Linked DNA regions of Homo sapiens: all the other regions are linked to region 5. Evidence: chromatin loops called from intact Hi-C (ENCODE). Cell type or tissue: endothelial cell of umbilical vein. All regions are shown on one strand. Region 1 overlaps GRB14 (growth factor receptor bound protein 14). Region 2 has its middle 320 kb from the start of KCNH7. Region 3 has its middle 180 kb from the start of FIGN. Region 4 has its middle 140 kb from the start of FIGN. Region 5 has its middle 390 kb from the start of FIGN. Region 6 overlaps GRB14 (growth factor receptor bound protein 14). Region 7 overlaps FIGN (fidgetin, microtubule severing factor).

Region 1 (4,000 bases), 1.2 Mb before region 5:
CTGTAGATTCTGGGGATGCAGTATGAGCAAAACAGACAAAAAGTATTGCCCTTGTGAGTTTGCATTTTCACTGGGAGAGAGACAGGAAACAAGGCCTAATATTTGTTATCCCGTAGAGGATGATAAGCTCTGGGGAGGGAAAGCAGGAGGAAAGAGGGAGAGTGAGTGCTAGAGCAGAAGGGAGATGTGCTTTATTTTTTATTTATTTATTTAGAGACCGAGTCTCACTCTGCTCCCCAGGCTGGAGTGCAGAGGTGTAATCTCAGCTCACTGCAACCTCCACCCCCCAGGTTCAAGTGATTCTCCTGCTTCAGCCTCCCAAGTAGCTGGGATTACAGGAGCCTGACACCACACCCAGCTAATTTTTGTATTTTTAGTAGAGACAGGGTTTCACTATCTTGGCCAGGCTGGTCTTGAACTCCTGACCTCATGATCCACCCGCCTCGGACTCCCAAAGTGCTGGGATTACAGGTGTGAGCCACCACAACCAGCTGGGAGATGCACTTTAAAGAGGCATCAGAGAAAGCCTCCCTGACGGAGTGATGTTTGAGTAGAGAAATGAAGCACGTAGCAGGCAGGCTGTGCAATTAAGTGGAAGATTGTTCTAGACAGAGGGAACAGCAAGTGGAAAGGCCTGGACGTGGCAGTGTGCTTGTGTTCAGGAAGCAGCCTAGGGGCCATTGCACCTGGAGTGGAGTCAATAAGGTGGAAGGTAATGGGAGAGGACATCACAGAGTTGCCCCAGGACCAGATCGTGTAGGGTCTCATAGGCCAAGAAGTGGGCCTGGCATTTACACTGAGTGAGAGAAAAAGCAAGGGGAGGTCTTTGAGTCAGAGAAGAATATGATGTGATTTAGTTTTAAAAGTATACTACTAAGGAGACCAGAATGCAAGATTTGACCTTTTATTTTGCTTTTCCATCAGACTACCTGTGGCTCCCTGGAATGATCCCCACCTATCTGTCATTTCTACTAGCTGTACATGCAGCCATTGTACCATCTTCACACGTGGTCTGTTTATGAGATTTAGTGTTTGTGAGATCCTGAGGCCTCATAGGTAAGGATATTTTGACTTATAGGATAGATGAGAGTTGAGGGTTTTCTGCACTTTAGCTCACTTTTAGTGACCAAGATAAGCTTAGGCCAGTTTCAGAGACATTCCGAGTTGTGAATACATATGCTACTATCGTTGCTTCTCATCTGTCTAAACCATATCACAAGCTACTAAAAGCAGAAGGGGGAATACTTGAAATTCAAAATGTGGTAAGTTCCTGAACCTGAAGTCTAATTTCAGAGTTAAATTTTCTGTGGCAAAGGAAACTTCAATCTTATTAGTATTTTTTTTTTCCGAGATGGAGTCGCCGTCTGTCGCCCAGGGTGGAGTACAGTATGTGATACTGGCTCACTGCCTCCTCCGCCTCCCAGCTGCAAGTGATTCTTGCGCCTCAGACTCCTGAGTAGCTGGGATTTCAGGCGTGCACCATCACGCCTGGCTAATTTTTGTATTTTTAGTAGAGATGGGGTTTCACTATGTTGGCTAGGCTGGTCTTGAACTCCTGACCTCAAGTGATCCATCTGCCTTGGCCTCCCAAAGTGCTGGGATTACAGGCGTGAGCCACCACGCCCGACCGTTATTAGTATTTTTAATATAAATGCATATGTGTGATAGCTACTACTAGTGTGCATAGAGTATGTATTTTAATATCCATTTACATGCAGGAATACAAAGATCTAGATTCCATTAGATTCTGTAATCTGCATTTTCCACTGAAGCAAGTTGGTTTCTTCCCACCACAATATTTCAAGCAAATGTTCCTGAGATTCTGCGGTCGGTTTGCCTCTGTCTCACTCTACATCTCTCTCAGGAATGCTATAATTTAAATTGCAAACCACCAGGAAAACTTTCGTATAAACGTTCCTAACCCAGGTGGTAATGAAATTACTGAGATTGAACTGAGCCAACCCAGTTCACCTTATAGCAGAGCCAGATATTTATTTTGGCTGAGCGAGAGAGAATCATGCTAAAAGTTACCTGTTTTTGAATTTGTACAAAACATGAATTGTATAATAATACTATGTTTGGAACTTTGAATGCAATGTCCATGTTTCATATCCTCTACCTGTAATTATTAATATATGGCTGCTGAGAATTTTAATAGGCAGAGTCAGTCATGGAAGACAACTAAATATCTTGATTTTGTTATGAATCTCTGAATGGCCTGATTTTGGATCATATTATTATATGGTTCTACTTGTACACACACTTTGACAGACATTGAATTTAAAATGTCAGCACATCAACAAATATTTCTCCTTTCATGATGTAGTAAACCAGGTTTTGCAACTGGTGTGGTTTGCTTCACAGCCACTGGATGTCACTATAGTTCCCCAGATAGAATCCTCTGTGCTGTTATAATCAATGTAAGAGTAGGGTGGGGGAAAAACTTTAGCTTCAAGTCCTCTGAAACTTAATGGGATCCATGTTTGTCTTGCTCCCATTCTGATTCCTAATTGAAGCCATGGTATGAAGCAGTGGCAATTAACACAATACCTCAAGCGCATACCTACAGACTCCTCGGGAAGAGGAATTAATTGTATTTTAGTATCATTGCTAGGGACAGCTGAGATTTCCATTGTGAATATCATTGTGGAGTGGCTTTAATAAGCAAAATGAATGACTGGAGGCTTTTAATGAAACCATTTTAATGTGTGCAGCTATGCCCACGTGATCGCCTTAAGACAGAAGCGATGCACAGTGACAGTGAGGGAATGGTTCACAGCCTCCTGCTTGGAAGCTGCTCCTTCGCTCTTTTTTTTTTTTAACAAAGGAAGTACAAGTGTTTTTCCTCTTCTGGAGCTGACATGTAGTTGGACTTCCTGTGCAGTTTATAACATACCAGCCATCAGAGTTGTGACCACCCTCATCACAGCAGAAATCATTGTGAAGCCTTTGGGACATGTGGCACTGTGCTTCCTTCCATAAAGAGAACCATGTGCCCTGACCCTCTGGGCTTTCAGGAGACATGGTGTCCTGGTGGCACGCACAGACCGGAAATGGGCAATATGTAACTAGCAAAGATAGTAAGTGCCCACAACTAAATCTGCTTCTGATTCAGCTGATTTTTTCTTCTACATATTCTTATAGCCTCGGCTACATGAATTCAGGTCCGAGCATCTCTCCCCTCAGGTATTATGTTAGCCTCACAACTGGTCCTCCTGCCTCTGGTAGTACCAACATTATCCATCTGAATGCAGACCTGATTCTTTTTGCATTTGGATCCAAGGTCCTCTGTGGGGCTTGTAGCATCTTGTGACCTGTCTGCCCTTCATAGCTGCAGTCTTAATGTCTCACCCCTCCCTCCTTTTAGTTTATACATTAGAGAACTGCCTGCAGATGCCTGCATATACTACAGTTTCTACTCAGTTTTCTTGTTTGTGATGTTAAGAGTCACAGGAAACCCCTTCCTGTCCATCTTTACTTGGCTAACTGCTATGTATCTTCCAGGGCTTAGTTATTTTAGTTAAAAATGTCAGGAAAGTAAAACCCCAGCCTTTTCTTAAAAATACTTATGGCAATAAAGATGAAAACTCTGAGCTGTCCAAGCTGACTGATAGGTAACGTAGTGCCACTGTCCAGGGAGAGTGGAGAGAGAAAAGCAGTTGGAGGCATCCCATGCTCAGCCTTGTGAAGTAGAATCACCCTTTCCATCTATCTGACAGCAGGCCGGGAGACACACCTGCCTCTTACACTTGCCTGACTGCATGGCGCAAACTGCTGCTGCTGCTCCAGGGCTGTTCCTTGAGATGATCAGGATGCTTGCTGCCACCGTCCGTACTCATACACCCCTTGGGCAATTGCAAATCCTGAAAACAGCAGAGAGCTGCAGGAGGCACTAAGAGTGTTAGTGATGAATTGTGTCCTGGGAGGTGATGCTTCCACAGGACATACTATATAGGTGGGTGTGAGAAACAAGCCGTGTGGACAAGATTTAGATACAAGG
Region 2 (4,000 bases), 190 kb after region 5:
CAGTGAGACCTGGTAGAGTTAAAACTCATAAAAGTATGACCTCCCCCACTGTACTAGTCTGTTCTCACATAGCTATAAAGAACTACCTGAGACTGGGTAATTTATGAAGAAAAGAGGTTTAATTGGCTCACTTTTCCACAGGCTATACAGGAAGCATGGCTGCAGAGGCCTCAGGAAACACAATTATGGCAGAAGGCAAAGGAGAAGCAGGCTTGTCTTCACAGGGCCAGAGCAGAAGGAAGATGAGAGATGGGGGGAGGTGAGACACACTTTTAAACTATGAGATCTCATAATAGATAACTCACTCACTATCACAAGAATAGCACCAAATGGGAAATTAGCCCCCATGATCCAATCACTTCCCACCAGGCCCCACCTACAACTTTGGAGATTACCATTTGACATGAGATTTGGGCGGGGACACAGACCCAAACCATATCACCCACCTTCCCATGACCGGGTCCTTCTGGAGCACTTATCTCTCAGGCTCTCTACTTCAGGCTTCCAAAGCAACTTACCAATTACAGTTCAGGTTTTCCTACCCCAGTACTTGTTCTAGGGGAGGATTCTGCTTATGGCCATTAAGTTGTGATTTTCTCTTTGTACTTATCTTGCTAATTTTGGAGGGTAGTAGTTTGTTCTGTAATCAAACTTCTCTGATGGATCTAAAATGAGTTGTTGATTTCTTTAGTCTGTTCAGCTTTTTATATGTTAGGATGCAGTAATGACTTGTAAGCTCCTTATGCACCAGAACAGAACCTGGAAATTCTAAATCTATAAGCTTTATTTTTTTTTCTTACATCTGACTTTGTAATAGAATTTAACTAGTCTCTTGAAATTAGTTGGATATTCCATCATCCTTTTTTGCATCTTCTGTTTGCTGGAACAAGTTTATAAAGAGTGATAAGTAGTAAGTATGCGTTCCTTAAATGTTTGGTAAAAAGTACCTGCAAAATAGTCAGGGTCTGGGGTCTTACGCAATTTTTAAATATTGTTCCAGGTTATATTTCCATATAACTTAATTAAATTATTTGAGATTTTTTTGTTTTTTGTGTGCTCAGCCATCATAAATCATTTTTAGTACCATACAGACACACACACACAGACACACTCACACAAAACCTCTGGGGCTTTGCACTTGTTTTTTCTCTTTTTGGAGTACTCTTCTTTTCATATATTTTGCCAGCTAACTCTTACTATTCATTAATTTTCTTTGATACTTTGCCTGCAATCAATAGCTTCTACCAGATGGTAGTGGTCATATATTATAGAGAACCATGCCTTGCAGAAAGCCTTGACCTCAGTCAGATCAGATTTGTATGCTATATAGAATCCTTCTCTTTTCTCAAGGCTCTTATCACACAATATTGTCATTCCCTGTAGACTCATCAGTATGTTCCACTAGTTCATAATCTCCTTGAAGGCAAGAGTTGTATCACCTCTTGATTCCTAATAGATTGACATATTAAGTCCTTAAAGTATTTGTAAAATAAAACATTCTGTACAACTAACTAGGTTACGGTGTTAAAGGGCAAGTGGTTGTTTTCTCCATACCTTTGCTTGATATTGACATTTGTGAAATTTTAATTGTTCAGTGTACACTTTAAGCAGATAACCACTACCATCTGGTGGCAATTACATGAATTACAGTCAATAACCTCAGAGTATATTTCAAGCAGGTAGTTCTCACTTCGGGGAATGGGAAACCAGACCAGCGGAGAGGTGGGTGACAAATGTGTTTCTCAAGTACTTAAAAGGTCAAAGTTAGCTCACTATTTTCAAAACATTATGGGCATATTCAGTGATAACTCCATAATCACATATTTTATTTGCAAGCACATGGTTCAAATATTCTTTAAAGATATTTTATTAAATAGACATTTATTTTGTTGTATTTTTCAACTGTATTGACTTTTTATCATTATGAAATCTCTTTTTTAATCTCTAGTTATTCTCCTTAAGTTTTACTTTAATATTAATAGAGCTACACTACTTTCTTTCAATTATTTTTTACATGGTATATCTTTTTCTATCAATCATTTTACTTTGAACTGATCTGTATCCTTATATTTGTAGTTTGTGACTATCCCTCTACCTGCTTCACTGGCTCCGTCTTATGTGTCAGGCAGTCTTCTAGAAGTGGTCATACTTATCTTCTCTAAGGCCATTCAAGACTGTTACTTTGCAATGCCAATGGGCCTCCAGTAGATACCTCTTGTCTTCATCAATGGGTGACATCATGCTCTCCTAGTTTAATACTAAGCTGTGACACTCAAGGATGTATATACCTTGGGCAAATGGGATGCTCTTTTTGTTCTGCATGTGGACTCTTGCTTATCCTCCCTGCTTGTGGCCGTGTGGGAAAGGTAACAGCATGGTCAGCATTGAGAGACATCAAATTCTAGGAATGCAGTGACTATAATCTACTGTATCATGAGGACTATGTAGGTGGAAGATGTGTAGTTTATGCTATAAAATTCCAATAGGACACTTAACATGACTAGAAAATAATTGTTCATATTTTCCTGAATACTCTGGGAAATTGTCAGTAATGCTTAGCTATAATTTTTAGAGAGCCACTGAATACTAGCATTCATTTGCAGCATAATGAATGATGTACCATCATAAGTAGTAATGTGACCAGCATTAAGTCAATGGTATTAAGATTTTGCAGAGGCAAGATACTGTTTTAATACAAACAGATTCTAAAAAGCCACAACATTGTGGTTAATAACAATAATGTCCTCTATTTTCTGAAGGTGGAAAATATGAAATTAGCCTGTATGGTCATTTGACAACTCACACAAAATAATTCATGAACCTGAATAGAAGGAGATGGTGTTTGGATACCATAAAAAATAATTGTATGCACTAACTGGAAAATAAATAAATTGATAAGTGCCTAATTTCTGTCCACTATTAAAAACCATCTTTATGATAAGTCTCTATGCCTAATATAAACCCATGAGTATTATAAGGCATTTTAAAATCATGTTGCAGATATAGAAAGGACCCTGTATCAAATATTTGCCTGATGTCCTGCTGACCGTAGAGGTGGCCCTGTTTCTAGGCATCTCTAATTAGATAGCAGGGAATTGTTTAGAAGAAGGATTATAGAGGGGAAATATACCTAATTAATCAAGATATAATTAAATGGAATACATTGGAAATTGTCCTGAGAGTGAGAGCTGTGATGTATACACACACTGATGATCCATAAATTAAAGGGAAGTACAAATTAGAACTTTAGCAAAGGGATAGCTTGAACACAGACCTCTGGTTTCCAGATCTTTTGAGTTTTCTTTCTAGGGTGATGCAATATAACATTCCAGAAAAGGCAAAACTATGAGGATGAAAAATGATCCATAAATTATAGTGCCAATCTACCATATCCAAAAAAATACTCTGGATTAAAAGAAAACTGAAACAGAACAGAGATTTCAAAGTAGATGGTGACCAAAAGAAGATACAAATTTTATAAGCCTTCAATTAGTCTATCTACCTGACTACCTATCCATCTAAAATAACTAAACTTTTGAAATAAACTTTAAGAATTTTTTAGATATTCGAGTCAATATTAAAAAAATATATATTGATAGAAGCCTGAAATAAAAATTTTACATTGTCTCAACAAAACACAACATGGTTGGTTAATGTGAGTGTTGAAATTGATATAATTCATATTAGATAGTATTAAAATGATAAAAAGGAATCAGATCTCTTTTTTGTTAATGTGGAGGAAACAGAGGATATGTTTTAAAATAAGAAAAGCACCCTGTTTTATGGCTGAAACCATGGAGGGTGTCAAAGAGAAGGAGGAGGTTCCTGCTGTGCCAGAAACCCTTAAGAAAAAGCAATGGGATTTCGTAGAGCTGAAGATCAAGCACCTGAGAAAGAATTTTGCCCAAAAGATGCTTCAAAAGGCAAGGAGGAAGCTTATTTGTGAAAAAAGAGAAGCACTATTACAAGGAATATAGACAGATGTACAGCACAGAAATTC
Region 3 (4,000 bases), 210 kb before region 5:
GTGAATCCTATTTTCATGGAGGATCTTGTCAAGTTAAGGTTTTAGAAGAGGATTCTTGAAGAAAAGTCAGAATGAATAAAGAGGTCCTTCTCCCTTCTCTGTTTTTTGGGAAGAAAGGAGCTAAATATAAAATGATTATAAAAATGAGTCTTCAGTTTGTGAGCAATTTAAAATGACAAATAGAGCAGAATGGTAAACTGAAAAGGTCTCTGGACTTGGAATCAGAAGAAATTGGTATCAGCCTTGACCATGTCACTTACTAGTGTGTGACCTTGGATAATTCGTTTCACATCTCTCAGCTTCTTGATTTCTTTGTCTTTATAGTGTGATAATAGCTCTTATTTTATACCTCACAAGATTGTTATTGAAACCAAATAAAATCCTATGTATAGAAAAATACCCACACAGATAGTAAAAATATATAGACAATGATAATGTTGTGGTTTTTACAATGTCTCTGCAGAAGTCAAGGAAGCTCAGGAGGAGTCTCAGGGGGCCAGCCAGGAAGATCTGTGCTTCCCCCTCTCCAAAGCAGCTCTACTTTTATCTTTTTCATCTGCTGTTGACACATAATATTGTATTTCATTGATTTTAAAGGTTCTGCTGCTAAGGGTAGAGTTTGAAACATATGTAGTAGAGATATGTACTCCTTAATCATGATAATATCAACTGCAGTGTGTTTAACAATATGCAGGCAGCTTTGAAAACATCAGACATAGGTAAGGATGTTATTGTGAGGTGAAGCAGGTGACCATATTTTAAACTTTTTGGCCTCACTTTACTAGTGTAAAATCTTAAAGTTTATACTCAACAATTATTGATGACCCCAAAAAGCTTATCTAGAAAATTCCAGAAAACACAAGAATGCACAAGCACACATTCCATTAGCCACAAGAGTGATGATATCATTGTATGTCATGTAGCCTCTGGAAAGTCAACTGAACACTCATGAGATAATTGAAGTGAAAAAAACAACAATATCTTAATATTAACTATGAAAATAAGCCTGACCTAGGCCAGGCGCTGGGGCTCACACCTGTAATTCCAACACTTTGGGAGGTCGAGGCAGGCAGATCACCTGAGGTCGGGAGTTCAAGACCAGCCTGACCAATATGGAGAAACCCCATCTCTACTAAAAAAAATACAAAAATTAGCTGGGTGTGGTGGTGCATGTCTGTAATCCCAGCTACTCGTGAGGCTGAGGCAGGAGAACCGCTTGAACCCGGGAGGCAGAGGTTGTGGTGAGCTGAGATGGTGCCATTGCACTCTAGCCTGGGCAACAAGAGCGAAACTCCATCTCAAAAAAGAAAAAAAAAAAAAGAAAACAAGCCTGACCTCAATAGTTTTAGAGACTTCCCCCCAGGGAAACTGAGACCACACTTTGAGAATCACTGACCTATTATTTTGATGGAAATACTAAGGTACTGAATTATATATTACGTCAGGTATGTATAGTTTCCCCTCTCTTCTTCAGGCTCGAAGGAAATTGGAATGATAAATGAGATTTACTTCAAGGAGATTTCATACAATGTTTTCAGTCCTATCTTCATTCTTTAAACCTGTGTTTCAAGAACCTTAAAAAAGTTGTTTTGGATTTCTTTCATTGAAGCATAACAGCCTTCCTTCCCAGGAAACAAAAAATAATCACAAATTTCAGTTAAAATGAAATTTGGACCTCTTGTTTATCTGTTGACAAAATGTTTTGATATGTTTACTTTTTCTTTTTAATTTGCATTTAATTTGTGTATTCTGGAAAATGAATCTTCTATTAGACAATAAAGTGACTTTTTGGGACAATAGAGGCATAGGGCATCATCTGTGAATACACACACCTTCGTCCTTTACCAAAGTGGCTCCATTCTGAGTAATCCTATGAGCAAAGCCTTGTAGTACAGTACTTGATTTCTTGAAACAACTCATTATAGTGCTTACTTAATATTTCAATAACACATTTTAATTGGTCACAATTGGTTCCTTTTGTTTTTCAAAAAAATGTTTGAGTTATCTGCCCATTTATAAGAAAAGACAAAAGCTTGTCAGTTCCCAAATGGACTTTCTCTTTGAGGACATCTGTAGCCTGAATAGTTTTAGTCCCTCCCAACAGGTCTCCTCTCAGCTGCTCTGTGTTTTTACATCTCTCAAGAGGGGTTAATTCTTTACAGCTGTATCCTGCCTTCCAAGAATCTCACATGTGCAAATTATTAATCTTTTTCTATTGCTACAGTAACTCCCTAGGCCATAAACACCCCCTACCTAAAACTGGCTCATTTCCAAAGAAAACTTTGGTATTCTTTCCCTGAAAAGATAATTTGACCTCATTCAGTTTACATTGTTATTTAGAACAATTGGTAAAATATAGAAATAGAAGCTTACTTTCAAACAATTATTTAGAAATATAAATTTAATCTGTAAGTTTAAATCTCTATCCACTGTTGTATAATTTAAGTCTGAATTTTACATTTTATTTATTTAAAAAATCAGGTTGCTTAAATTTTTCAAGAGTATACTTTTCAATATTTTTAAGTGGATACTATGCTAATTATATCACATAGTATTTGTTTTAAATGTTTTAAATAGAAGAAAACAGTATGTAGACTTTCCTTTAGTGTATGGAAGTTTTATTTTCTCAAATGTGGTTTTCATGCATTTATGTCTGCAATATATATCATGCATGTTTGGAGACATAAACATAATGTCCATTTGTAAGGAAGAAAACAATCTTAGGATATTATGGTAAGGCCATTTAGATCAATATACATATATATACCAATCATAGCCCAGCCTCTCAATTTAATATTAAATATACTAAATTATAAATTTTCGTATCCTTCAGGGTTCACTGTAAGATGGCCACTGCTTGACTATTTCTCTGTTTCCATAATCTACATTTTTATTTCTTCTTCATTCTTTAGCTACTGGTTGGATACTCTTATGACACCCCCAAACTTCAAAATAAATAATTTATATTGAAAGTTACGTATGTCATAATAAAGCATTAAGAGATTCCAGAAATTGCATTTCTCAGTGATCCATGCCTCTAGTGGTGTTCCAAGGCATAAGGCAGAGGGGCCAGTGATTTTTACCACCTGACAAGTGCAATAATCCCCCAGTACTGCAAGGCCTGAAGCATCTTATTGCTGTTATGAAATGGAATTTATAAATAAAAATAAGGAAAACAGCCAGAGCTATGCACTTCCTGAGCTTTACTGACATTGATATGACAGCCAATCAGAAATTTCCATTCCTGCCAAGATTGCCAAGCCAATAATTTTAGCAATAAAGCCTGTCCTAAGAAATATTAAAATGTTTTGCCTCTAATATGTATTTAAACACAAAAGAAGTTTAAAGGTAAGTTCGTTATAATTCAGACATACAATCATTTTAATATATACAGAAAACCTCCCTGTAGACCAATTAAAAAGAGCTTCCAAACAATACGGATTCTTAATTCACATAATATTATAACTCAAGCAAGTTACATTTCAACATTTTTAGATAAGCTGTATAATAGAGAGAAAAAAAGGATTAGAATAATAGTGACATTTGAATTGCATTTTGTATTATTTCAACTGCATTTTAACAGGCTTTATGAGTGAAAGAGGGAATAAGAATGCAGAAGAGGCAAACTTGTGTAGATTATTTTTCATTACATGCATTATTCCAGTTGAAAAATGTCAGTTGCTTGTCATGTTAACTAAGAATGCATTCACTATTGTACATATCTAGAGCCGGAGTTAAACTGAGAATTTTGCAAAGGACAGATACAAAGAAGTGATTTTTCCTTCTCTCTGTATATAAAAATAGAACTTTCAGAAATGTCATGGCTGACACATTTAGCTGCTGGACATTGAAAATCCTCTTTCTGACTCACAACCTGTGACTGGAACTCTGTCAGAGTAATCAAGAGATGTTATACCATAGAGCACAAACAGTAGGGGAGCCTTTGCTATTTGGCCTTGTTTTTAAAGCAAAAGAGATTTAAATTTGGATCACAACACTA
Region 4 (4,000 bases), 530 kb before region 5:
GTGCTTTGGAGTGTGTCAGAGCCAGCTAATTGTCCTCCAACATCCACTTTTCTTTTCTTCTGAATTAACATAACTACACAATTGCAGCTGGGCATGTGGTCATCCAGAATCAAGACTGTAATTTCCATCTACACTTTCAGTTAAGTGTGGCCATGGAATGAAAGCAGAAATTTATATAACTTCTGGGAAGCATCCTTAAAAGTAATGGATGTAATCTTCTCCCTCTTTCCGTATTGCTGTATGGAACTTAGATGTAAAGTCTAGAGCACTAATATTCAATAAAAATATAATGCAAACCATAAAGGCAAGCCATGTAAGTAATTTTAAATTTTCTATTAGTCACATTGAAAAAGTAAAAAGAAACAGATGAAATTACTTTTAATAACTAATACATTTCATTTCATCCAGAATGTCCAAATTAGTATAACTTCAACATGTAATTAATATAAAAATTATGTAGATTTGTTACATTTTGTTGTATTAAGTATTCAAGTTTCAATGTGCATTATACACTTATAGCACACCTCCATTTGGACTAGCCACATTTCAAGTGCTCAAGAGTACCACTTGGCCAGTAGTTAACATATTGGCTACCACAAGGCTAGCTAGAGTTCCACCTTGAGGCTTTTAGCCATGCACAATGAAACAACAATATGGAAGAAAATCAGGTTACTTAAAAGTGGTGCCACATAAGTACATACTATTTACCCAGACTTCTACATGACAGAAAAATAAATTTTCATCTTCTTTAGGACAAAGTTACCTGAGTTTTCTTTCATTTGCAGTTGAATCTCATTCCCTTCTGCTTCACCAGAAATGTATTTCCTTTCTCTGCTATACATGTTACTGCTACCATTAATTTGATCTTGCAGAGTAAAGTAAAAGCAACCTAACCCAGGGAAGGTAATATAGCATAGTAGTTAAGAGCACAGACTCCAGTGTCAGGCTACCATCAGTTTGATTTCAGCTATATACTTACTAGCTGGTGACTTTGGGAAAGATACTTAATCTCTGTGCCTCAGTTTCCTCATATGTCAAATGTAGACAATAATAGCACTATCTCATAGGATTCTTATGGTGTTAGGAAAAGTTAACATATACAAAATACTGAGAACAGTGCCTGGTTCTCTAAGCTAGTTAGATAAATCTTCATCTACATACCCTCCTTATGACACTTAACTATTCAAGGTTTTTTTAATCTTAAAAAACAGTAATAATAGCAAATCTCTCAACTGTTTGTCAGCTAATCCTTTATGGCCAAATTAAGAGTCATCTATATCTACATCTGTATTTACTCACCTACCACGGATGGTTCAGTTCACAGTCTGGCTTTAATTTTTACCCCTCCACTATAACTAGTCTCCCTGAAATATCCACTGACTTTTGTTGCTAAATCCAATGGATTTCTATTACTTCATCTCTATTGCATTAGAGAATTAACCATTCCTAACTTTGAAATACTCTCTTTTATTGGCTCACTGAGTTTTGGCTAACTTTTCTCAGTCACTTCTGTGGGCTCCTACTTTTTCAGCATCCTCTACTGCCATTTTCATCTTGAATTTTCTTTTGTTCTCTTTCTCTGTGTGCTCCCTAGATTGTCTCATCATTTCCAAGGTGTTTACAATATCTCAAGCTCATATAACATTCCCGTGCTTTACATCTATATTGATATTTCCACTTAGATGTTCCACAGGAAGAGTATTAGTTTAACTTCCAAACCTATTACTCTTACTGACATTCCTATCTCAGTCAATGGCCTGAACACCTGCTAATTGCCCAAACCGAGAGTATGGGCATTATCCTAGACTCCCCTTTCTCCCTCAGCCCTAGAAAGCTATCAACTACCACGTCCTCCCAATTCTGTTCCTGGAATAAATCTTTATACTCATCTTTCGATATTCCCACTGCCATCACCCATTAAAGCCAACATTAACTAACATTTGAATTAATAGCCTCCTGTATTATCTCCAGTGGCCAATCTTGATTTTCTTTGATCTACTCTTTGCACTAGATTTCACAATCATGATTGTTGACTCTCTTGCTTAAAAACATCTTCCCTTGTTATATCAGAAAGAAGTCCAAATTTCTTAAAATATTTTGCAAAACCTGTGTCATCTGGTATCTGCTTGCTTTTCTAATTCCGTCATTCATTCCCAGTCTCCTCATACACGATGCTTTAGATTCACTGAAGTTATATACCAGCTCTTGGAACGTACCATGTCTCTCATCCTGTAGCCTCTAGTGGGCGCTGTTGTTTGCCACCCCAGGATGTATTCTTTTCTACTGAGTAGCAGCTTGATTTCTGGATGCTGTTGACCCCAGCTCCAGAAGAATACTGTGAATGCCCAAACCATTTATTGTGACTCCATCTCCAATGTCCAAGTATTGGTTCAGGAATATGCACATAAACTAAGTTGGTCAATCAAAATGAATCCTGTGCTTTTTGATTGACAGTTGGGAAAAAATTATTTTCTATTTTTGGGTGTGTAAATGCAATGTCTAAAACTGACCGTTGTTTTGCTACCACAAGAAAATCCACCTTCAGAACAAACTCAAAGCAGAGACAAAAAAAAAGAAGGAAATTAAATTAGAACTCTAATAAATTTACATCTGAAACCCTCTAGACTTTTTAGTAACATGAACTAATAAACTCATGATTATTCACTTGTCTGAGTTGGGTTACCTGCCACGTCTCCCATTTCTTCACCTAGTTAACTCCTATTCATTCTACTCTGGCCTTTATGTGGACACCACCAGCATAAATCTTTCTTGAAGCAGTGTTGGTGTCCCTTCTCTATACTTTCACAGCACCTTGAAACATCTTTATCATCATGCTCATCTCAATGACTTATAACTGCCTGTTTGTTCCTGTCTCTCATGAGATTAAAAACTCTGTCAGTCTCAACACCATGCCTTTAATGCTCATTGTTGTTTTTCTAGCATTTAACACACCTCCCAGGACATAGAAAATGCTTCATAAATATGTCAAATTAAATATAGTTAATAATTGTGGAGTACTTTCCATGTCAGAAACTGTGCTAATAATTTCACATATTTTGTCTTAATTCCTGGCTACAGCAATTCTATGACACATGTACATTTATTGTTAACTATTTTAAAGGTTTAGATATTGAGGATTAGAGAGTTTAAACAATTTATCCATGTTCGCCTACCAATATTAGAGCTGGAATATGAAGCTTGGTAGTCTGTCTCTATAGTCTTAGCCACTACATTCTATTGTCTTTATAAGAAAAAAGTAATATATAAGAATCATATTTAGAACTCTTCAGTATTTTTCCAGTACTTTACTGTTGAGAAGCATTTTTTAATTCTCTTTCCAAATCTCTCTTTGCAGGATCAGAACGATGGAGCAAAATGATAAAAGTTTCACTTTAATAAGGAATGAAGAAAAAAAACAAAAACTGTGATCAGATTCTGTACTCTCAGTGAAACATTCCACTTAGTATGTCATGAGGTTAAGTTTGGACTTAGTGCTCCCAATCCTCTATTTTAATGTAGTTTCTTCATATTTCTTCACCCAAAGATAATTTATAACTAACTCCAATTAAGTTGGCGTTTTGAGAAGGGAATTTTTTACGACTGTGAAATTTCAGAACATTGAACTGGTGCTTCCAGCCACAAAGCTGGGAATACAGGATGGACAGCATTACGGCTGCATAACATTCCTGACATAACTCAATGTTTATTTGTAGAAACTAATGCCCCAGAATATTCTCTTGGGACCTGAAATCTCCCCTTTGCTCTTTTCCCCTGGTAGTTGATTCTTACTGTCCACTATCCAACCATAATGATGTAAAGTGAAATCTATTTTGCTTGTGGGGGAAAAAAAGAATGGTTCACAACTTCACTCGGTTTTTTTAGTTAACATATTAACACTTGTTTCAGAGTAATGTATTTGAGTACTCACAGCACGTTTTGAAGAAACAATACATGAAGCAAGTTCTCTGTTTAATAGATGTAGTCTCTAACTCAAATAATC
Region 5 (4,000 bases):
AAGCAGCTGCCGTGGCCGGCCCAGCCACAGTCATCTCAGTCCCAGCGGCGCGGCAGCCAACAGCGGCCGCCGCGGCGACAGCCCGAGTGGCAACAGCTGTGGGGAGGCTCGACTTCTTCCCTACGCCTGTCCGCGCCAGGAGTCAGAGTAGGGAGTCCCTATCGCTCCCATCTTCTGAGCAAGCAAATTCTTCTCATTCCTTCACTCGCGCCTTCTCAGCGTCAGCTGACCCGCTGCTCCCTCCCTTGCTTCGGGGATTGGCGCAACTGTCCGCCCCCACCGCACCGAGAGGCACGCGAATGACACCCGGGGTTGTTCTAGTAGTAGTAGGTGGGCCTGCGGCTTCAGGAGTGCGTTTCCTGAGCCAGCCAGACCTGGGCCTCTTCGGCCTCTATCACCCTGTTGGCTGAACAAAATGCCCGAAGGCGTTTTGGTGGTGCGATTGCCAGTGACTAAACAGGACCTTAATTTTCAAAGTTGATGGGGACAAACCCAGGCATAACTGGAGAGGGTGACCATTTCCAAGGCGTTGAAAGAAGACGAACAAATTAGGCAATTTCAGTATTATCAGAGACAGCATTATGACCCTTTTTGTTGTAAAAGGAACATAAATGTAGCTACAGATTGAATGAAGTTATAGGCCATAAAAGGGCAGGAGAGAAAAGGGAAAAGATAATAGGCACTGTCCATTTGAGCCTGTTACACTTACTGTTTCAAATCTATTCAGCTAGTGTTAGTGACAAATACATAATTTACCGGCAATAATAAATGAGGGAAGGAGTAAGGATAAATATTATGGAACGCAGCTGTGTGTTTAGAATAGTGACAATTGCTGTTTATTTGCTTTTCACTTATGAAAATTACACAGGGCAAGGTCATATGTGAGACATACATCTTTATATTATTTTTTCTCATATTTTTGAAAGTTAGGGTGAGTGGAAGCATTCAACTTTATTTTCCTTATTTAGATAAGCAAATATCAACAAACCTTTCTTAAAAGTGTAGATTTCTTTCTATTAAATACTTAGGCAAAACTGATTGTACTTTTTTTTGGCATTTAGAGCCATCTTGTTTACCTTCAGTAAGGTTATCTTATAATGATTGCTAAATTCTATCCAAAAGCTTATAATATTTCATATACGTTAACTTTAGCTCTCCCATTAAATTATGTATTTCTTTATGTACTTGGGCTTTTCACGAGGATTTTAGGCACATTATTCACTTGCTGGAAAATTAAATTGATTTATGTTTTTCCTCTTCTGTTTTTAAGTATAAACTCTTTAAAGGCAAAACTGGGGGTTTCTCCATAGGCCAGAAACTACTAGACTCACAATGATCCTTATGTAGATGCATTTTTGGTTGGACCAAACAAATAAGTTAAACTTCAAATTTTCAGTTTGTACACTTAGGGTAACTGGTTTCAATTAAATGGGGAAACACTTTTTTTTTTTAATGTTAAAGAACTTAGTGCCTTAAATTTGAAGAGGTAATTATTTGATGTGGTAACAAAAGAATATTAAAGAAGTAACAGTTTATTTTGAAATTTCAAAATGCATTAATTTTATATTTTGATTATTTGAAATGGAGTGGAATATTTACAAGTAAGATTGTATAGTCACATTAATAAATGTGATCAAGTTATTAATTTATATTAGAAAAACAATTATACTACATTTAGATAAATTATTTTACATAAATTTCAGCAACACTTTGAAGCATTTTATAAAAATTTGAAAAAAATTTCTTAAAGACAAGTGAATTGATTGTCAGATAGATCATTGTAATGTTTTTTCCAATGTACTATTAAGGAATTTTTATAAAATGATATATAAGATTAAATACAAATTTATATTTCATTAAGAATATTTTTTCAATAAAAGAAGAAGAAGAAAGCATTTATATATCTGTGGTGAGTTGGGTTAATATAATTTTTGTGTCTGATTTCATTTAGATATTTTATATTTTTATTCTTTGATTTTAGGATTTTGGTGGTTTTTTTGAGGTTTCACTTAATGTATACATAGGGTTTTATCCCTTATTGTCTCTTTTCATTAGAGAAAAATCAAAGATTTATTGACTCATGAGTTGATCATAATTTGTTATATTATTAAATCATTAATCTTTTCTAGATACAGCAATATTGCATGAAATTCATATTACAGTATTTTTATAAAATAACAAAATGAAAAACTGATTCATATAAAAGAAACAAACTTTTGCATCACATAGTTTAAAAATATGCATCATTTAAAATGTAGACTAAAATTGTATTTTATTTCTTTATAGTCAAACAAAAGCTCTCTGAATGAAGATTCAGGAAGAGATTTCTCGAGCTTTCTCTAAATTCAAAGTGCCCTCTACTGTCAAAAAAGTGTACTGCTCTGGAAGAGAAAGTGACAAATCTGAAATCAAAATCTAGACAGTGAGAGACAGACGGAAGAAAACTACAATAGGTAATGGCGCTGCCTCTCAGCCCTGGGGCGATGCAGTTTGGAATGTTCCATCAGTAAATAGTTACGCTCCCCTTCAAACTTAAAAGTTACATTAAAATTATTTGGAACTTTATAACTGTTGCTAAACTTTTATTTTCTTAGTCTTGCTTTTACAATGAAATTTTACTTTGGTGTTAACATATGATTTACTGTAAAGACTTGAACAATGCATATTGTGGACTACCCGACTAAACTTCAAAATTATGCATACCCAGATGTCTTTACTCTTGAGAAGTATTATTTAGAGGTTCTTTATGTATATATATACATATACAGTATTTTTATTTTTATCTTGGGTTTTATATATATATCAAAAAATAAAATATCATTACTATGACAAAGCTAAATAATCAGTTGATTCAGTGTGTGAAAAGAGATTTTTAGAAAGATCATGTACACAAATAAGGTGTTGCATATTTTGTTCATTCTTAAGAAGGTGTTTAAGCATTATGAAGACAGTCTTAAACATGCTCTGTGTATTTAGGTGCAAGCTTGTTACCTTCTTTTAATTAAATTCAGTGACCCAAAGAAAATTTTGCCGTAAGAAATTCAGGCTATTCCACAATGTTAAGTTGTATTTTGTAACATACTGAAAAGTAATGAAATTTAAGTTTTGCGATGGATATAGGTGAAAAATTTTAGAAATGTTTACTATGTTTTATCATATTAAAAACCATAATATGTTAATAAATGCAGATATGTTAATACAATATTAATATGTTACAATATATTAACAATGAGATAATTCTGATTGAATTCATAATTTTTATAATAATGCCAATAATTTGAAGTTAAATTAAAGAGGTTCTGACATAATTGAGGTGAGGGAAAGCAAATGATTTGTCAAGTCTCCAACATGTGTAACAGGCCTTGGTTAATTAGCTCCAGGAAATAGTTGGTCTGTATTTTAAGCAAAAGCAAAATAAAGATTTAAATAACTTGGGGAGGGATTTTGTATAAAAATCAAGGGCTATAGATTTTATATCAAATAAATATTGAACAAGTTTGCAGTTTAATCGACTGAAATCTATTAAATTGATCGAATTGATACCTACATATTTGTATTACATGTAGGTGTCAAATGTTATACAGTTTAGTGCAAGAAATAACTTTCCCAGAGGAAGTGAAATTTAGTGTATTTAAGTAAACACAAATAATGGAGGGAGCATGTTTGGCATCTGTATGTTTATGTATCTGCATAAATAACAATCTATTTACAACTTGAAAAAATTTTAGCAGTGGCTGTTGGGTGGGGAGAGCCTCCCTGTTTCCAGTACTTTTCTTCTCTGTTCCTCTTCAGTTCCTCTGGTTGACTATGAACTTTGCCCCACCCCAGATGTCCTTGCTGCCTTCTGTGAGGAAGAAGGGCATTTAACTAGCACTCAACATTAATGCCTTCCTGATAGATGGTTGTAATTAAGAGGGGCTTTTGTGTGCTGACAAACAAACAAATGAACATATAAATGAAAGAGAGAGGCAAAATTCAGCCCAAAGCAGTGGTTCTCTGG
Region 6 (4,000 bases), 1.1 Mb before region 5:
ATTTGAAAGATAACTTTCAAAGAAATTTTCATAACTCAAATGTGTTTCTTTTTTCCAGAGAAGTATATCAGAGAATTCCCTGGTAGCAATGGACTTCTCAGGCCAGAAAAGCAGAGTTATAGAAAATCCCACTGAAGCCCTTTCAGTTGCGGTTGAAGAAGGACTCGCTTGGAGGGTACAAGTAGCTTCACATGCTTCAAAATATTTATGATTTCAGTTTGTTTCACCTAAAAACTTGAGATTTGTTTTCTCCTTCCTTGCTCAGAAAAAAGGATGTTTACGCCTGGGCACTCACGGTAGCCCCACTGCCTCTTCACAGAGCTCTGCCACAAACATGGGTATGTCTGTTCATAGTCATTGCCACTGAGTAGACGGATAGACATGGAAAGGACATGTAATGAAATTGCAGTCATCTCAAACAAAGCTTTGCATTCATCCATCCTATTTCTTTAGCTATCCACCGGTCCCAGCCATGGTTTCACCACAAAATTTCTAGAGATGAGGCTCAGCGATTGATTATTCAGCAAGGACTTGTGGATGGGTAAGTTTGGTATTTTTAATTTTGAGTACTTGTGAATTGGATTTCTCCTATAAGCAGAAATTATTTATTCCATAGCCACAAAGAGTTCTTGATTTGGGCTTATCATAAAACAGAAGTGACATTGTTCTATAAATGAGGTCATCACTGTATTCTAACAGTATCTATATTATACCTGGTACATAGTGTGTGTCTGGTATTTGTATATAAATGGACAAATAACGGAATAGAGTATCTTGTTCTTAACCAGTGATCACTAATATTACCCATTATGTCCTGATTCTAGCATCTCAGATATCAATTGATGGGGGAAAATGAACTTCTTTTTAAGTGTCAATATTTTGATTTGAACATATGATTTCGAAGTATGGTTTATATTATGACATTATGTCAAATGTATTTTTTTAGGTATGATGCAACATGTATTAAGTAAAAAGCTGTTTCTTAAGTGTTTTGAACACTTATTTTTTTGTGTGTTTACATCCCTATTGTCCTTTCTCTAAATTTTAACATCTTAAAGTAATATAGATCCGTGAAAAGAGTACCTTTCAACTGTTTCTCATGTTGTCTTTTAGTGGGGTACCATGGAATACAAAAGAGAAATATAAAATGTATTATGAAAGATTTATAATGTGAAGAATTTTATTTTTCTCAAATTACTCAGTGTTTCAGATACTTTCTATAATACTGGCTGAATTCCCTTTCCAAATGCAGTACAAATGAGGGAGGTTGTATTGTGGTTTAGATGAGTAATGAAATCATTATCAATTTAAACAAGTGGTGATGGGATCTTTTATCTTCAAAAGTTGGCTAATCATGTCATTATCATGACAAGATTTCAAGGTGATTTAATACTGAAATTTGGATAACAATGCTTCTTCACATGGAAGATTATTAATAGGAAGTCAGCATTTCCCCAGACTGTAAATAAGATATTTTAATACGTTTCTTTGCATGGAATGCAGTCTTTTTGGAAATAAATTTGAACAATCAGTAGAATTACAATCTGATGAAACCAAGAAAATAAATGAGTCACAAAGAATTATTAAAATGTTTTGAAAGATTGTAATTTTCTTTATTTCTGAGCCCAGTATTTATAAAGTGAATGAAATGATCGTATAAAAAAAGATACTATCTTATTTTTAGTATTTTTGGTATTCTTTTGGAGAGATGTGATGGTGCCAAGTGATCCACTAGGTGGTAGTGGTGATCTACTTGGGAATGGGAAAAGAATTACAGCTTGATTTACCAGTGAAACGCCCTTTTGTCCCATTTCCCAGTGATGTAATGTCGGAATCTCACACAGCACAAATGAAATGGATAAACTCGTCAGACATCTGTGATGCTTTAAATTTGGCTGCCTCTTTGCCCAGGCACAGTGAGATTCATATTGGATTCACCAGTGGGGATCATTTACACGGTGTATTTACCAGCAGTTAATACAAAACTGGTTTTGCATTGCACTGCCAGTGAATAAGAATCCACTTCTGGCAGCATTTTTCTCTTAGGCTGTTAGAGGCCATGTCTTGTTTTTCTAGCCTGACATTATAGAGGCTTTTCTGCTGCATTCTTCAAGGTTAAAGTATGTGTTTTTTGGATGATTTTTTTTACTTAAAGCATTTTGCTTAAATATTTAATAAATAATTTCAAGATTTTTTTAAAACAATATATTGATTTCTTTCTTGCTATTGTGTATGAACAGTTGAAACCAGAATCAAAAGAAAGGGTATCCAGTATAGAAGAGGGGGTTATAATAAAATAAAATTTCAGGCCAGGCGTGGTGGCTCATGCCTGTAATCTCAGCACTATGGGAGGCCGAGGCAGGCGGATCACTTGAGGTCTGGAGTTCGAAACCAGCCCAGCCAATATGGTGAAACCCTGTCTCTGCTAAAAATGCAAAAATTAGCTGGGCTTGGTGGCATGTGCCTGTAGTCCCAATTACCTGGGAGGCTGAGGTGGGAGAATTGCTTGAACCCTGGAGGCGGAGATTGCAGTGAGCCGAGAGCACTCCAGCCTGGGTGACAGAGCGAGACCCTGTTTCAAAAGAAAAAAAAAAATTCATTCTAAATTCTTACCTTCTTTCAAAACTTAACATGACCCAGAAGGTAAAATAACAGTATGAAAATGCCTTAATCTTTAGGCAAAACAGTTACATGTGAATACCCAGTTTCCCAGTGCAAAGAGAACGTAGCACCAATTGTTGATGCAGACATAACAGTGTATTGTTTATTGTGATCAAACAAACAATCTGACTAATGGGTTGTGTATTTAGCCTATTAAAATTACAGTAGCAGTGATGACAGCTTTATAGTGCAGATTATATTATACCATATTGATTGCCAAGTTGGATAATCCCACCCATTGAATACATAGTAAAGGAGTCCCCAGCTACATTTATGCATACACTTCTTGGATTTATTAATGCTATAGTTCTATGAAATCCATGAGTAAATATAGAAACATTGAAATTCCTTCTCTCTCTTTAGAGTTTTCTTGGTACGGGATAGTCAGAGTAACCCCAAAACTTTCGTACTGTCAATGAGTCATGGACAAAAAATAAAGCACTTTCAAATTATACCAGTAAGTAATTCGTGATTTCACATTTGTGTATTAGAAATGACCTTAATGCATAAGCTTTTGATCTTAATGCATAAGCTTTTGGAAACTTTGGTTTTCTTTTGGTCTTTTTATTAAATATAATTTGGCAGCTTGTGCTTTGACTAGAGTTAACTTTGGCAGAAATGATTTTATGAGCCTGAATTAATATAAGAAATACAGGAATTGTAAAAATTAAATTTTCCTTTTTCTATGAAATATGATTTAGCAATATTGTATAGACCCCATGCCACCTATTGTTAAAAGGGCACTAAAGCTTCTTTCTCCTGAATTCCACTAACGGCTCTTTAGAAAACATTACTTTAAAGCCTTTTCTCCTCTCTTCTCTCAAAAATGTTTTTTTTGTTTTGTTTTGTTTTTAATGGCTATGGCTAGAAACAGAGATTCTATGGAACTGGTGAAGACTTCTGAACACATTTTTAAAAGTTCTGTGATTCGGCTTCTCTGTGACACACAACTTGCTTTGGGATTTCTGTTGCCTCTTCTGCTGTGTGTCTGTGTGGGTGTGCATGTATGTATGTGATGTGTATAGTATATTGGAACTGAATGGTGGGGAGTGAAGATTCAGTCTTTTTGGAAAGGTATTCCATAGTATTGCTAAATTACTAGTGCGTCCTTTTGAATTGCCTCTTTTTGGAGTTATCCAAAGGCTATATAAAATATCCTCCCTACTTCTTTTATTTTGTGATCAATGTCCCCAGCAAATACGAATTGTTTAGTACCAGAAGACTTCACTGATTTAAAAAAAAGAAAACTGACAGAATGACATTCCATTAGCATAATATGTGATTACTTCAGAATAAATCTCATAAAATTATGTAAATATTCATTTTTGTGGCTAAGTAG
Region 7 (4,000 bases), 310 kb before region 5:
TATGAGGTTTGTAAAATGAATGTTGAGGAACTATTTGGCATATGAACTGCTTCCAAAAGTCAAACGGTTTGTCAAGTGTTGGCTACTTCAACTTCAAAGAAGGTCATGGCCCGAAATACTGTATTTATTTACTAGCTTGAAAACCATTTCTTAAAATAAAATAAAACGTCTCTTGAGTATGTACACATGTATGCATGCACACACACCAACACACATTTTTAACACGGGGAATGTTTTAGCTTAAAGTCTTACAATAAAAGGTGGTTTACATTAAAGGACCTTGCTTCAACTTCCCATCCCGGGCTGAAGTGCCCTCTATGGTTTGTCAGTCTCCTACTGGTACGCTCCTCCTTTGGGAATAAAATCACCATTTTGCTCTTTTTTCACATTTACAACTTCTTTTTTTAAATTTTTTAATTTCTGTGGGTACATAATAGGTATGTATATATTTATGGTATACATGAGATATTTTGATACGAGCATACACATGTAAATGAGGTATCCTTCACCTCTAGTATTATCCTTTCTTTGTGTTATAAACAATCCAGTTCTATTCTTTTAGTTATTTTTAAATCTGGCCTATGAAAAATAACTCGGCCTAGAGTCTAGCACTGAATGGATGTTTATTTCCTTGCCTCTCCCCTTCGTCTTTACAGAAACATCCCAATCCATTTCATCCTGATCTTATTGGTGCTTACAAGTTAAATAGAACACTGAGTAACACTCCAGTTAATAATACCAGGAATGAAAGTGGGATCAGAGTTCCAACTACCCTACACAAATAGATCTAGGGTCCAGCATTGATGGTCTTGAAAATGAGTGAAAACCTGATTAGTATGTCAACATCTTCATCAATAATGTATCTTTTCTTAAGCACTTAGTTGGTGCCAAGTACTGTATCAAAATTAAAGCCAAATAACATGAGGTTCTTTGCCTATAAACAATTACAATTTAACAAGCACTTTTGATCATTCCAAAATGTCTTCTTTCAAATACAAATAAAATTATATAGTATATTAAATATTGCATAGCAATCTGTCCAAGATTCCGAAATGCAAGCTCCATGATAGTTCTAGAAATGGAATGAAATCAGTGATAGAAAGGGGGAAATAAAAATAATAGTTAATAAAATTATATGGGGAAGCTCTTATTTTCCATCTTCCTCCAAATCCTCGAGATTATTCATTCATAGGTCAAGCCAGATTCTCACTTCTTCAAAATGAGGCCTGGCTACTCTAGTTTTCAAATTATCCTTATATTCATATTAGCGCTTTGCTCCAGTTTAGCAAAACATTCATGCAAACTTAAGTCCAGAACCAGGGATTACTTAGATGACACTGGGCATAGATCTTTTAAAAAATCCTATTGCTTTTCTGTTATTTTTGAAATAAAAAAATTTTTAAGTGTCTCTAAAACTGTACCTAAAATTAAAAGTTTTTTAAAAAAAGTCCTGTAAAATAAATTCCTGTTGCACAAAATATTTTGTTGTTGTTGTTGTTTGCACTGACTTCCATCGTATAGATAGAGATTCATTGGTGAGGGGATGGGGTTACCCTGAATAGATTAAGATCACATAAATATTTTAAAATTGTATGCTTAAAATAGATGACTTTCTGATATAAAACATTAGCATTAGTACTTTAAAATATTAATACTAATGCCTTAAAGTAATCAATAAATCACAAAAGAAGCTGAAACCATAATTGGCTTCTGGAGAAAATTGATAATGTTATTGTCACATAACTTTCCCCTTAACAGAAACAACAATGTATTAAACTTTAAACAGAGCAAAATATTGCCTTCAATTTGTTATCCAAAATACTTTTTTTAATTTCAAAAATTTCCCCATTTTTAAGGTCTTTTCGTTGTCTTTTCATATAAGTGGCAAGCTTATATTTTAATATATTATAAAATGTATATAGTGCATAAACTCAAGAACTAGAGTGAATGTGTAGCATGGGTGGAGCATGTGCCTATTCTTATTTACTATTGCATTCCTAATACCTAACACAGGGCCTAAACTATGATAGAAAGAGGTGATATTTATTGAGTCCCTATTATATGCCAGTCATTATTTGAAGCACATTACATGGATGAGCTCATTTAATCTTCACAATAATCCTATGAGGTAGGTACTGCTTTACAGATGGAAAAAACTGAGGTCCAGAGAGGTGAATTATAATACCAGAGGTCATATGATTAGTAAGTAGTAGGGCTAAAATTCAAACTCTGGAAGTCTGGCTCCAAATCTTCTCTCTTAATCATTTTTACACTGTCCTGCATGTGTTAGGCAAATTTTAAGGATGTTGAATGAGTGAAAGAATGGGAGTAAACAGTATTCCTCACGCTATAGTAATTGGTCATTTCCTGCATGCACTAAGTGACAACTTCTGGTTGTTGTTACTGTTTTACCTAAAAATCAGGAATGATGATTAGAAATGAGGGTTTTTGGGTTTTTCTGTTTTGTTTTTTTGGACGGAAACCAGGGAAAATTATTCAGCAAATACAGACATTTTAGATAAATTATGGATTATAATAAGATTATGGAAGTTCAAAGTGTATTTGTGAAGCCCAACAGATAGGAGTGGGAATCATTCACACTTTTCTTCTTAAACAAGAAAAACTACATAAACTTCTTTAGCAGAACATATGCTGGTTAACCTAAGCAAAAATTTAGACTGTATAAATGTTTAAATGAGAAATACTCTATTATTGCCTAAATTTGGGTGAATGTATTTGCTCATAGGTATCTTCAGAGCAGTCAGTTTATCTAGTTTTTTTTGGTAGGATATATTAAAACTATGTAGAAAAATCCTATCCCTAAGTAGAATACTAATTTTCTAGATTGATTCTTAACATTTTTATTTAGTGAAAGTGTGTGTGTGTGTGTGTGTGTGTGTGTTTGTGTGTGTGTGTGTGTTGGTTAATGGATATGGTCCTGTCATCTTCCTCTCTTATGGAATTCTCTTATGTGAATTGCCTGACACTAAGTGATCTAAATTTTTAAATACAGGCAGAAAAGCTGTTATTTTTTATTTAGCTTTTACAGTGTAATGGAATTTGTGACAAGATTATTTGCTACAACGTTATTTTGTTCTTGATTAGTGTTCTTTGTAAAGGACCCCGAGCTATGTGTACAAAAGGCTGTATATGAGCTGCGGATAGAGGGGCAGGTGACCTTCATTCAAACATATCCAAGTAGTCATTAACAAAGTTTTAAGCATTTGAACTTCCTAACTGGAGGTATGACAACAGTAATTGCAGATGTCCTTAAGATAGCTGTACACATTTTGATCAATGAATATCCTAAGTTCACTTTGAAAGAAGCAATTATTACTAGGTATAAGGTTTGCTTAAATTATGTCCTTTAAAATTGGCATTTAGAAACTTCTTGGGCAACCCTAGCCTGCTGAATGCTTTGGTGCTAACAATAACATGGTACGGTGTTGTACAACATAAATACATTTGCCCACGATGTAATGACTTGCTTTCAAAAGTCTTTTATCTCCTAAACAGAATGAACTGAGTTTAGAGGCCCTACCAATATTGTAGCTCTTTGAGTCAGACAGTGGCCACCAGCAGAGTATCAACAATATGAATTTGCTTTAATAAAGGTTAGCTCTCATTTTTTAAAGCATTACATGTCTTATTGCATATAGAACATAAAATTTTGCAAAATATTTAAGGTAGCTTTGCCAGACAATCTCACAGCTCTGTAACTCCTCCTCAACTGCAATGCATTTCCTAAATTACTGATTTTCAAATGTATTTGAACAGTTGAACTTTTTTTTGTGTTGTTTTGTTTTTTGAGATGGAGTCTCACTGTGTCGCTCAGGCTGGAGTGCAGTGGCTTGATCTCGGCTCACTGCAACCTCCCAGGTTCAAATGATTCTCCTGCCTCAGCCTACCGAGTAGCTGGGACTACAGGTGTGTGCCACCACGCCTGGCTAATTTTGTGTATTTTTAGTAGAGACGGGGTTTCACCGTGTTAGCCAGGATA

The links. Hi-C counts contacts between places; a loop is a spot of excess contacts. Peaks named below come from ENCODE experiments on the same cell type or tissue, not always from the same donor. Only the 100,000 strongest peaks of a DNase experiment are listed, where the experiment ranks them.
Region 1: a loop joins it to region 5, with 3 times the contacts of the local background. A loop is called at or near these places in 4 of 110 quality-filtered maps.
Region 2: a loop joins it to region 5, with 9 times the contacts of the local background. A loop is called at or near these places in 4 of 110 quality-filtered maps.
Region 3: it touches region 5 in a loop (9-fold over the local background); 2 of 110 quality-filtered maps call a loop at or near these places.
Region 4: a loop joins it to region 5, with 13 times the contacts of the local background. A loop is called at or near these places in 15 of 110 quality-filtered maps.
Region 6: it touches region 5 in a loop (2.2-fold over the local background); 8 of 110 quality-filtered maps call a loop at or near these places.
Region 7: a loop joins it to region 5, with 4 times the contacts of the local background. A loop is called at or near these places in 5 of 110 quality-filtered maps.

The regions. Positions count from the first base shown.
Region 1 is chr2:164,536,822-164,540,821 of GRCh38, reverse strand. All of the region lies in intron 3 of GRB14 (growth factor receptor bound protein 14), which reads left to right. Among named protein-coding and RNA genes, the nearest start is that of GRB14, 83 kb to the left of the region's middle. In endothelial cell of umbilical vein, a CTCF peak has its summit at 2,373 (motif pointing right); a DNase peak (open chromatin) is centred at 2,401.
Region 2 is chr2:163,153,102-163,157,101 of GRCh38, reverse strand. It overlaps the pseudogene RPL7P61. Among named protein-coding and RNA genes, the nearest start is that of KCNH7, 320 kb to the right of the region's middle. In endothelial cell of umbilical vein, a CTCF peak has its summit at 1,629 (motif pointing left); a DNase peak (open chromatin) is centred at 1,581.
Region 3 is chr2:163,551,969-163,555,968 of GRCh38, reverse strand. No RefSeq gene overlaps it. Among named protein-coding and RNA genes, the nearest start is that of FIGN, 180 kb to the left of the region's middle. In endothelial cell of umbilical vein, no CTCF peak of the experiment used is centred here; a DNase peak (open chromatin) is centred at 2,198.
Region 4 is chr2:163,877,162-163,881,161 of GRCh38, reverse strand. No RefSeq gene overlaps it. Among named protein-coding and RNA genes, the nearest start is that of FIGN, 140 kb to the right of the region's middle. In endothelial cell of umbilical vein, a CTCF peak has its summit at 2,247; no DNase peak of the experiment used is centred here.
Region 5 is chr2:163,344,540-163,348,539 of GRCh38, reverse strand. No RefSeq gene overlaps it. Among named protein-coding and RNA genes, the nearest start is that of FIGN, 390 kb to the left of the region's middle. RefSeq lists an enhancer at 1-561. In endothelial cell of umbilical vein, a CTCF peak has its summit at 2,371 (motif pointing left); DNase peaks (open chromatin) are centred at 329 and 2,359; H3K4me3 peaks cover 163 bases; H3K27ac peaks cover 1,437 bases.
Region 6 is chr2:164,493,549-164,497,548 of GRCh38, reverse strand. GRB14 (growth factor receptor bound protein 14) reads left to right here. Exons shown (of 14, transcript NM_004490.3): 10 at 59-175; 11 at 266-338; 12 at 454-541; 13 at 3,025-3,118. Among named protein-coding and RNA genes, the nearest start is that of GRB14, 130 kb to the left of the region's middle. In endothelial cell of umbilical vein, a CTCF peak has its summit at 1,754 (motif pointing right); a DNase peak (open chromatin) is centred at 1,848.
Region 7 is chr2:163,651,264-163,655,263 of GRCh38, reverse strand. All of the region lies in intron 2 of FIGN (fidgetin, microtubule severing factor), which reads left to right. Among named protein-coding and RNA genes, the nearest start is that of FIGN, 83 kb to the left of the region's middle. In endothelial cell of umbilical vein, no CTCF peak of the experiment used is centred here; a DNase peak (open chromatin) is centred at 2,333; H3K27ac peaks cover 851 bases.